Linked DNA regions of Homo sapiens: region 1 is linked to region 2. The links are chromatin loops, found by intact Hi-C in ENCODE. Cell type or tissue: GM12878. All regions are shown on one strand. Each heading gives the region's core, and the rest is flanking DNA. Links, peaks and the distances in the headings are about the cores only.

Region 1 (5,386 bases), core at 276-5,275, 140 kb before region 2:
TTGAAACTCAGCTTAGTTTTTCACAACATAACGCAGCTTCTGAAGTCTCAGAGACCCAGCAGGCAGTTTAATTCTCCTGTTCTCAATTATTTGGGGATTTTAGTTCTATGTTACAGCCTACAGTAGGAGAAATGTATTTGAAGGTCAGAAAAAGCAATTTCAATTAGATATTAGAATTTAATGGTTCTCTGGGCCGGGAGCAGTGGCTCATGCCTGTAATTCCAACACTTTGGGAGGCCAAGGTGGGTGGATCATTTGAGGTCAGGAGTTTGAGACCAGCCTGGCCAACATGGTGAAACCCCACCTCTACTAAAAATACAAAAATTAGCCAAGTGTGGTGGCACGCATCTGTAATTCCAGATACTTGAGAGGCTGAGACAGGAGAATAGCTTGATCCTGGGAGGCAGAGGTTGCAGTGAGCCAAAATTGCACCACTGCACTCCAGCCTGGGCGATAGAGTGAGACTCTGTCTCAAAAAAAAAAAAAAAAAAGAATTAATGCTTCTCTGGAAGAATAGTTAGATATGTGCCTTCTCCTTACTTAAAGATACTTAAGAATAAGATCACACTGGTCTCAGTTTATTTAAGTTCACGAGTCAGGAGGCATAAGTATGATGTACATGACTTGGTAAATCCCCACATCCAGTGACTCACGAATTTTCCATGTGTGAGAAAATATTCTTGTTCTCAAAGGGACTTTTTATTATTTCAAGGTACTGGTCAATTTTCTCTGCATTCTCTGTTTTATAGTAATACAATTTTAAAAATATCTTTAAATTATATATGTGTATATTATAGAATATACCCATATTTAATATGTGTATTCTCAGCAAATAGCTTTTGATCAGTAAAAAAAGAGAAACTATCTAGTGGATGAGCTATATGAATTATAAAATGATGAACATAATTACCACAGTCCATCTTTTATTAATTACAATCAACCAGCAACCATCAATATTACTAAACAATTGTATGTTAATTTTTATCAATATACAATTAAACAGAAATCAATAAATTAATATTTTTTCCAGCCAAAATGTTTTTATATCTTTTGTTTCATTGATTTTCCCCAAATTATACGAGTAATATGTTTTATGATTAATACTATGAAAAGCATGTGACAAGTAAAAGCCTTCTTAACTATCCTTAGTGCATTCTTCTAAAGTTGACCATGCTTAATGATTTCTTTTTTGGGGGGGGGGATTAATTTTTATTTATTTTTATTTATCTTTTATTACACTTTAAGCTTTAGGGTACGTGTGCACAACGTGCAGGTTTGTTACATATGCATACATGTGCCATGCTGGTGTGCTGCACCCATTAACTCGTCATTTAGCATTAGGTATATCTCCTAATGCTATCCCTCCCCCCTCCCCCCACCCCACAACAGTCCCCAGAGTGTGATGTTCCCCTTCCTGGGTCCAAGTGTTCTCATTGTTCAATTCCCACCTATGAGTGAGAACATGCGGTGTTTGGTTTTTTGTTCTTGCGATAGTTTGCTGAGAATGATGGTTTCCAGCTTCATCCATGTGCCTACAAAGGACATGAACTCATCATTTTTTATGGCTGCATAGTATTCCATGGTGTATATGTGCCACATTTTCTTAATCCAGTCTATCATTGATGGACATTTGGGTTGGTTCCAAGTCTTTGCTATTGTGAATAGTGCCACAATAAACATACGTGTGCATGTGTCTTTATAGCAGCATGATTTATAATCCTTTGGGTATATACCCAGTAATGGGGTGGCTGGGTCAAATTGTATTTCTAGTTCTAGATCCCTGAGGAATCTCCACACTGACTTCCACAATGGTTGAACTAGTTTACGTCCCACCAACAGTGTAAAAGCATTCCTATTTCTCCACATCCTCTCCAGCACCTGTTGTTCAGCAATAGATTCTTTGATTTCCCTTTTTAAATATCATCCAGGAACTTATCGTCTAAGTCCCTTTTCTAAACTATATTGCCTGTCAATATTTCAGGCAACTGAAAAAGAATCAGTAAAAGCTGTAAACATCTATGCCATACGAGTATTGTTAGTATCTACTTTTCTTTGATGCCAAGAGAAACATCACTCAATTTTAGCCTTGGGGCAGATTTATTTTTTGTCTTTTCATCTAACATGCAATCACTAACTGATCCCAGGGCTGCTGCTTCCCAGGTTGACGGCCAGCCCTTTACCCTTGAACTGCCATCTATCTGTAAGCCACACTGCTGCCTTGACAGCTGACCAGAGAGAGGGGCCTATTCAGCTATAGGTTTAGCCAACTCCTCAGGGGAACCAAATTTATGGTGACCTGTCAGCCACCTGACTGTGCATGCATTGGGTAACCCCATTTCACATTCTTGAGTATCTCCTTTCTATTCAAGGAGGGAATTCTGTGCATTTCATTTCTTGTTGGAATGATGATATGATATAAATAGGATGTTATGAGTTTTCAAATAATTTTATGTCCTTCAGTACAAAAAGCAGTTTCAACTAAAACCCAGTAACAAGCTAGCAATTCCTTTTAAATGGTGCTACTTCAAGCTGCAGCCAGGTAGCTTTTTATTACAAAAATCCCACAGGCAGCCACTAGGTGGCAGTAACAGGCTTTTGCCAGCGGCTCCAGTCAGCATGGCTTGACTGTGTGCTGCAGAAACTTCTTAAATCGTCTGTGTTTGGGACTCGTGGGGCCCCACAGGGCTTTACAAGGGCTTTTTAATTTCCAAAAACATAAAACAAAAAAAAATACAAATGTATTATCTTGCTCAAAACTTCAGTCAAATTTAGCTTTTTTCTTGATAACTTTATTAACAGGGGTATGCCATTTCTCCACCACATTAACAAGCCAACATCTTTGCACCTCTTGCTTTCATTTTGGAGCTGGCAGAGACAATTACTTATTTTTGGTTGTCTGAGGGATGCCTCTCATCTCCCCTGTCCAGGTGATGCCTAAGAATTTTACCATTTCCCCTGGACCCTGTTCTTTAGTTGGGTTAATCAGCCTCATATGATTAACAAGCATTATACAGTAATTCAATCTTTGCTAGATCTTCAAATTGAGTTAATATGACATTAATGCAGTTAATAATATTACTTTCTAATTGATCACATCTAAGTATCTTCTTGCCAAGTGCCGTGATAAAAAGGAGAATTTAAATAACCTTATGGGAACATAGCAAATGTATACTGGAATCCATCCCACATGAATGTGTATTAGCTTTGATTTTCTCCCTAAATAGAGATAGAAAATAAGGTTTTAGGCAAATAGATAACAGAATATTACTGTCTTTTAGCTTTTAGCAAAGCTTGAATTGTGATGCCATCTTGGGTACAGCTGATGCTGTTGGAAGCATGATTTTATTCAGTCCTCTCTAACATACAATTCATCTCCAGGATCCACCAAGTTTTCTTCTAGGCCATACTGGATTATTAAACAGGGAATCTGTGGGCATTAACATGACTGTGTCTAACTTATTCTTAATTAAAGCTGAAATTCTTCCTCCAGCCTATTCTTAATTAAAACTGAACCCCCCATCCTATATTGTTTTAAAATAATCATTTGAATGTGCTTAAGCAATTCTAAGGGTTCCCATCTAGCAGGTCCAATTAAAAACAGGATGAAGAGAAGATTGGCAGTCTTTTCCAATGGTTTGGGTAAGGAAAGAGTCCGCCATTCAGACATCATGCTCATTTTTAAAATATATTCTAGTTGGACTGAGACAAAATCATACATTAATTTCATTCATAAATACCGTACTAATATGAGGGACTTGAGAATCCACAGGTTTTGGTATTCAAAGCAGGGTCCTCAAACCAATCCCCCACTGATACCAAGGGATGATTGTATCTACTTCTGGCCATACTATCACCTGCAAGTTTTCTGTATTTAATTATATTTCCCTTTCACTTTTCATTGGCAGGTTTAGGTGTGACAGTAGATTAAGTACCAATGTCCAGCAATCCAATAATGTTTCTTCATCATCCCTTACCATTTTACTCATACTGATGCGTATGGCCTTATGTCTTCTGCTGGGGATTGTGCCAAGAGACATTGGACCACATGTCACTCACCTTCCTCATAATCCTCTCCTTTACTTTGTACTGTTTTAGTCTGCACTGACTCTGAAGAGATTATGTATGTATATATATACATACATACATATATATACACACATATACATATATAGAGAGAGCATGTGTGTGTGTGTGTAATCATCAGATTTTAAAATTCAGGTTAGGACAAATTGAACAAGTCTGTTGTGTAACCTCTTAAAGTTTGAGGAGCTGGTGGGACAGCCGAACAACCTAATCTCTCACAGTGATCCATTAACATTTTAGTACTTCCCCCATCTATCTCCTCCCCTTTCACGCCACTTAAAAAATATTAGAAATAACTTTTAAACTACATTTTAAATTTTGGAATAGTTTCAGATACATAGAAAAATTGTCACTATAATACACTGTACAGAAAGTCCCTATATGGCCCACATCCAGTTTCCCAATTATTAACATCTTACTTTAATATGGCACATTTGTCATAATTAGTGAACTAGCATTGGTGTATTATTATTAACTAAAGTCCTTTATTCAAATTTTCTTAGTTTTTGCCTATTTTTTTTTCTGTTCCAGGATTCCATCCAGGATCCTTGGCTATGACAGTTTCCCAGACTTTCCTTGTTTCTGATGACTTTGACAGTTTTCAGGAGTACTGGTTGGGTCAGGTATTTTGTAAAATGTTCCTCGATTGGGGTTGGTCTGATGGTTTTTCATGATTAGGCTAGGTTTATGGGTTTGGGAAGGAAGACCACAAAAGCAAGTGCCATTCTCATCGCAGAGTATCAAGGGTACCTACTATCAATACGACATCATGGTTAATGTGAACCTTGAACACTCGACTGAGGCAGTATCTGTCAGGTTTCCTCACTCTTGTCTCTCTTTTTAAATTGTGCTCTTTAGCAGGAAGTCACTATACATGGCTCATATTTAGGGTGTGGGGAGTTATGCTCTACTTCCTTAAAAGTGAAATAGCTACACAAATTATTTGGAATTCTTCTGTATGAGAAAGGAGATTTGTCTATTTTCCCACATTTACTCATTTATTCATTTATTGACATCAGTATAGACTCATGGATATTTGTTTTACAGTTGGTTTGTAATCCAATGCTACATTATTTATTTTGTTGTTCAAGTTGTTCCAGCTTTGGACTGGGAGCTCTTTTGATTGGCTTCTGTGTCCCTTTGACATATGCCCATCATTGCATTTGAGCATTTTCTTACTTTCTGCCACTATAAGATGCTTCAGTCTCTTCTCATATATGTTCTGTTCCAGTCCTAGAATCATCCATTTTGTCAAGGATCTCTGGTATCTTTTTGGAGACTAGTATTAGAAACAAAGATCTCA
Region 2 (5,386 bases), core at 220-5,219:
CTGAGCCATTTATTCTTTGTTTTTGTTTTTGTTTTGAGACGGAGTCTCACTTTGTCATCCAGGCTGGAGTGCAGTGGTGGCATGATCTTGGCTCACTGCAACCTCCCCCTCTCGGTTCAAGTGATTCTCCTGCCTCAGCCTCCTGAGGAGCTGGGATTACAGGCACCCGCCACCACCACCACGTGCCTGACTAATTTTTGTATTTTTAGTAGAGATGGGGTTTCACCATTTTGGCCAGGCTGGTCTTGAACTCCTGACTTCAAGTAATCCGCCCGTGTGGGCCTCCCAAAGTGCTGGGATTACAGGCATGAGCCAGTGCGCCCAGCCCATTCCTTCTTTGAAATGTGCAGCAGATTCCAGGAGTTGGAAAAGTTAAAGCCTTCCTTTTGCTTCAGAAGTTTCCAAGTACCCAGGAACTGAGTAATGATTCCATCTGAGAACTCAAGCAGCTTTTTGGACAAGAGGTAGCACAGCAAATCCTTGCCTTCTTCACACAGTCCAAGTGATGCACGGCCTCTTATCTACTATGTATTCTCTTTTAGACCACGAACAATAAGGTCTTGTATTCATATTTAAAAACCAAGAAAAAGATTTCTTCTCACAGCAACTAGTGAAAGATGAGGTGAGGCCTGAGCGAAGCCTGCGAGTCATCCTGCTGTCAGAGGCATGTGAACCAGAGCAACTCCATCTTGAATAGGAGCTGGGTAAATGAGGTTGAAACCTACGGGTCTACATTCCCAGATGGTTAAGGCATTGTAAGTCACAGGATGAGACAGGAGGTCAGTACAAAATACAGGTCATAAAGACCTTGCTGATAAAACAGGTTGCAGTAAAGAAGCCAGCCAAAACCTACCAAAACCAAAATGGACATGAGAGTGACCTCTGGTACTCCTCACTGCTACACTCCCACCAACACCATGACAGTTTACAAACGCCATAACAACATCAGGAAGTTACCCTATATGTCAAAAAAAGGGAAGGCATAAATAAGCCACGCCTTATTTTTTTTTTTGAGACAGTCTCACTCTGATGCCCACGCTGGAGCGCAGTGGCGCGATCTCGGCTCACTGCAAGTTCCGCCTCCCAGGCTCACGCCGTTCTCCTGCCTCAGCCTCCCGAGTAGCTGGGGACTACAGGCGCCCGCCACCACGCCCGGCTAATCTTTTTTTGTATTTTTAGTAGAGACGGGGTTTCACCATGTTAGCCAGGATGGTCTCCATCTCCTGACCTCGTGATCCGCCTGCCTCAGCCTCCCAAAGTGCTGGGATTACAGGCGTGAGCCACCGCGCCCAGCCAGCCACCCCTTATTTAGCATAGCATCAAGAAATAACCATAAAATTGGGCAACCAGTCACCCTCGGGGCTGCTCTGTCTTTGGAGTAGCCATTCTTTTATTCCTTTACTTTCTTGATAAACTTGCTTTTGCTTTGCACTGTGGACTCGCCCTGAATTCTTTCTTGCGCGAGATCCAAAAACCCTCTCCGGGGGTTTGGATGGGGACCCCTTTCCTGTAACACCGCTATACTGTCTGGGTTCAGGCATTGAAGTTATTGGACTGCAGAGGGCACTGCCTCATTCAGTTAAGATGAAAAGCGTCGCTAGAGATCTTCCTGAGACAGCCAGGGACTCTCATTCCCAGCAAAATGCCAATTACGGCAGATTTTAATGTGTGACCTTGACCTTCATCTATTACGGAAAGGTCTTCTAAAAAGTTTTGTGTGCTACATCTAAAAGATCCATCTAAAGGAAACAAACTTACAATGAAGCATTGTGTATTACAAGCCCCTTGTTCCTGGGGTCAGAGCTGCTGTTCTTCAGGTCTGGTCTTTTTTTTTTTTTTGAGACAGGGTCTCACTTTGTCACCCAGGCAGAAGTGCAGTGGCACAATCTTGGGCTCAAATGATCCTCCCACCTCAGCCTCCCAAGTAGCTGGGACTATAGGTCCATACCACCACGCCCAGCTAATTTTTGTAGAGATGGGGTTTCACCATAGCATAGGGACACCATTCTTAGGCTGGTCTCAAATTCCTGAGCTCAAGCGATCCACCCTCCTCCGCCTCCCAAAGTACTAGGATTACAGACATGAGCCACTGTGTCTGGCGGTTCTGGTCTTCATATACCAGTGCTTTGAGGGCTGCTGCCAATGTAAACAAACAATTGTACAAAAAAAAAATATGTTGAATAAGTGTGGTATAATAAGAAATACATTTGGTCTTTGGGCCTGGTTCCTGTCACAGAGATCTTAAAATCCTTGGAATTTCCTGAGTGATAAGAGTGTCTTTTGTTATTCACAACAAGCCCCTGATGTTGCGTAACCATCAGTCACACCTGAACTTGTGCTACGTTAATGCATGACGTAAGGTGTGGCTCCTATTCCGGATGAAACTGCTCACGTAAAGACCAAGGGATAAGAGGACTGGAACTATCAGCCCCACCCACTGACCTTCGGGAAGCAGGCTGGAGAGGGGGCTGGAAATAAAGCTCTATAAAAACTCATGAACAGTGGGTCTTGATGAGCTTCCGGGTTTATGGATTCGTGGGCTGCTTCCACCTGCTAGGAGGGTGGTGTACTCTAACTCAGGGACAGAAGCCCCTGTCTGTGCTCAGGACTCTTGCAGACCTCTTTACCTGGCTGTTCATCTTCCATAATCAACTGGTAAGTAATATGTTTTCCTGAATTCTGTGAGGCATTCTAGCAAATGATGGAACTCAAGGAGAAGGTCATGGGAACCCCCAAATTTATAGCTGGTCAGTCGGAAGTACCGGGACTTTCAACTGGCATCTGGGTGGGAGCAGTCTTGTGGGACTCAGCTCTAAACTTGTGGGATCTGACATTGACTGCAGGTAGATAGTGTCAGTATTGAGTTGGATTGTAGGACACCCAGCTGGTGTTGGAGAATAGGTCAGTGTGGGGAAAAAAACTCGCACATCTGGTGTCAAAAGTGTTCTGTGTGAGGGTGTAAAGAAACAAGTGTATTTCTTACAATACATGCATTAAAAAACACATAAAATTAAAGGAATCAGAATTCTTCAAAGTGGAGGGAAGAACATGTAGTTCCTAAATCGGGACACGAGAGGGCAACAAATAACCTCCAGAGTCTTGTCGTCGAACTGCTTTTCTTTCCAAGGGGTTTACACTTCCCGTTGGTTGCTAATATAGTTCATGTAGCAAGAATATTGAACTATGCCTGACAGGATGAAAGGCTCCTAATAACTAAGACCTGTACTTCATTTATAGTCGGTTTCCTTCTCAATGCCAGGCACTGCGTTGAGTACTGATATTTTAAAATGATGAGTCAGTCAAGGAGTCAAGAATTTACTGGGAAATGGCCGGGTGCGGTGGCTCACGCCTGTAATCCCAGCACTTTGGGAGGCCGAGGCGGGCGGATAACGAGGTCAGGAGATCGAGACCATCCTGGCTAACACGGTGAAACCCTGACTCTACTAAGAACACCAAAAATTAGCCGGGCGTGGTGGCGGGCGCCTGTAGTCCCAGCTACTCGGGAGGCTGAGGCAGGAGAACGGCGTGAACCCGGGAGGCGGAGCTGGCAGTGAGCCGAGATCGCGCCACTGCAGCCCCGCCGGGGGGGAGGGAGCGAGATTCCGCCTCAAAAAAAAATAAAAATAAAAATAAATAAATTAAAAAAAAAAAAAAAAAGAAACGAGGTTTCTCCATGTTGGTCAGGCTGGTGTCTTACTCTGACCTCAGGTGATCCGCCGGCCTCAGCCTCCCAAAGTGCTGGGATTATAGGCGTGAGCTACCGCGCCCGGCCTGCAACTACTGATCTTTTTAACATCTCCATAGTTTTGGGTTTTTCCTGAATGTCATATAGTTAGAATCATACAGTATGTGGACTTTTCAGATTGACTTCTTCCACTTAGTAATATGCTCTTAAGGTTCCTCCATGTCTTTTGGAGGCCTGATAGGTCATTTCTTTTTATTGCTGATTAATATCCCATTGTCTGAATATACCACAGTTTATTTATTCCTTCATCTACTGAAGGACGTCTTGATTGCCCACAAGTTTTGGCAATTATGAATAAAGCTGCTATAAACATTCATGTGCAGGTTTTTGTGTGGGCACTAAGTTTCCTCTCCTATGGATGAATACCAAGGAGTATGATTGCTGGATCATATGGTAAGAGTATGTTTAGTTTTGTAAGAAACCACCAATCTGTCTTCCAAAGTGGCTGTCCCATTTTATGTTCTACCAGCAATGAATGGAGTTTCTGTTGCTTCACAGCCTCCCCAGCATTTGGTGGTGTCCGTGTTCTGAATTTTGGCCAATCTAATAGGGGCATAGTGGTATCTTATGTTTTAATTTTTATGCCCCCAATAACATATAATGTGCAGCACCTTTCCATATGCCCATTTGCCATCTGTATATCTTTGATGTGGTTTCTGTTCAGATATTTTGCCCATTTTAAAAATTTAGGTTAAATTGTTGTTTTTAATTGTTCTTGTATTATTTTAAATAATATGCCTTTTCCAGAAGTGTCTTTTGCAAATATTTGTTCCCGGTCTGGCTTGTCTTCTCATTCTCTTGACATTCTCTTTAGCAAAGTAGATGCTTGTAATTTTGGTTTTTTGTTTGTTTGTTTGAGACAGAGTCTCGCTCCTGCCGCCCAGGCTAGAGTGTGGTGGCACGATCTCGGCTCACTGCTACCTCCACCTCCCGGGTTCAAGCAATTCTCCTGCCTCAGCTTCCCAAGTAGCTGAACTTAAAGGCGCCTGCCACCACACCCAGCTAATTTTTGTATTTTTAGTAGAGGTGGAGTTTCACCATGTTGGCCAGGCTGGTCTCAAACTCCTGACCTCAAGTGAACCACCCCCCTCGGCTTCCCAAAGTGCTGGGATTATAGGCTTGAGCCACTGCGCCCCACCAATGTTTGTAATTTTGATGAAGTCAAATTATGAATTTGAGTTCTCAATTATCTCTAAGTTCTTTCAAAGGATTATGCCTTTGGTGTCGTATCTAAAAAGTTATTGCCATACTGAAGGTCATCTAAATTTTCTCTTTTTTTTTTTTAGATGGAGTCTCGCTCTGCCACCCAGGCTGGAGTGCAGTGGCACCATCTCTGCTCACTGCAACCTCTGCCTCCCGGTTCAAGCGATTCTCCTTCCTCAGCCTCCCGAGTAACTGTGACTACAGGCACACGCCACCACACCCAACTAATTTTTGTATTTTTAGTAGAGCTGGGCTTTCACTATGTTGGCCAGGGTGGTCTGGAATTCCTGAGCTCCAGTGATCCACCCGCCCCCGCCTCCCAAAGTGTTGGGATTACAGGCATGAGCCATCACACCCGGCCTAAATTTACTCCTATGTTATCTTTTAGGAGTGGTATCTTTTGCATTTTGCATATAGGTCTGTGATCCATTTTGAGTA

The links. Peaks named below come from ENCODE experiments on the same cell type or tissue, not always from the same donor. Only the 100,000 strongest peaks of a DNase experiment are listed, where the experiment ranks them.
Region 1: a loop joins it to region 2, with 2.6 times the contacts of the local background. A loop is called at or near these places in 10 of 110 quality-filtered maps.

What each region holds. Positions count from the first base shown.
Region 1 is chr12:8,541,841-8,547,226 of GRCh38, forward strand. No RefSeq gene overlaps it. Among named protein-coding and RNA genes, the nearest start is that of CLEC4E, 3.6 kb to the left of the region's middle. In GM12878, for the core only: a CTCF peak has its summit at 2,588 (motif pointing right); a DNase peak (open chromatin) is centred at 2,581.
Region 2 is chr12:8,679,164-8,684,549 of GRCh38, forward strand. It overlaps a transcript of RIMKLB not described here and the pseudogene LOC101060064. Among named protein-coding and RNA genes, the nearest start is that of RIMKLB, 16 kb to the right of the region's middle. In GM12878, for the core only: a CTCF peak has its summit at 3,070 (motif pointing right); no DNase peak of the experiment used is centred there.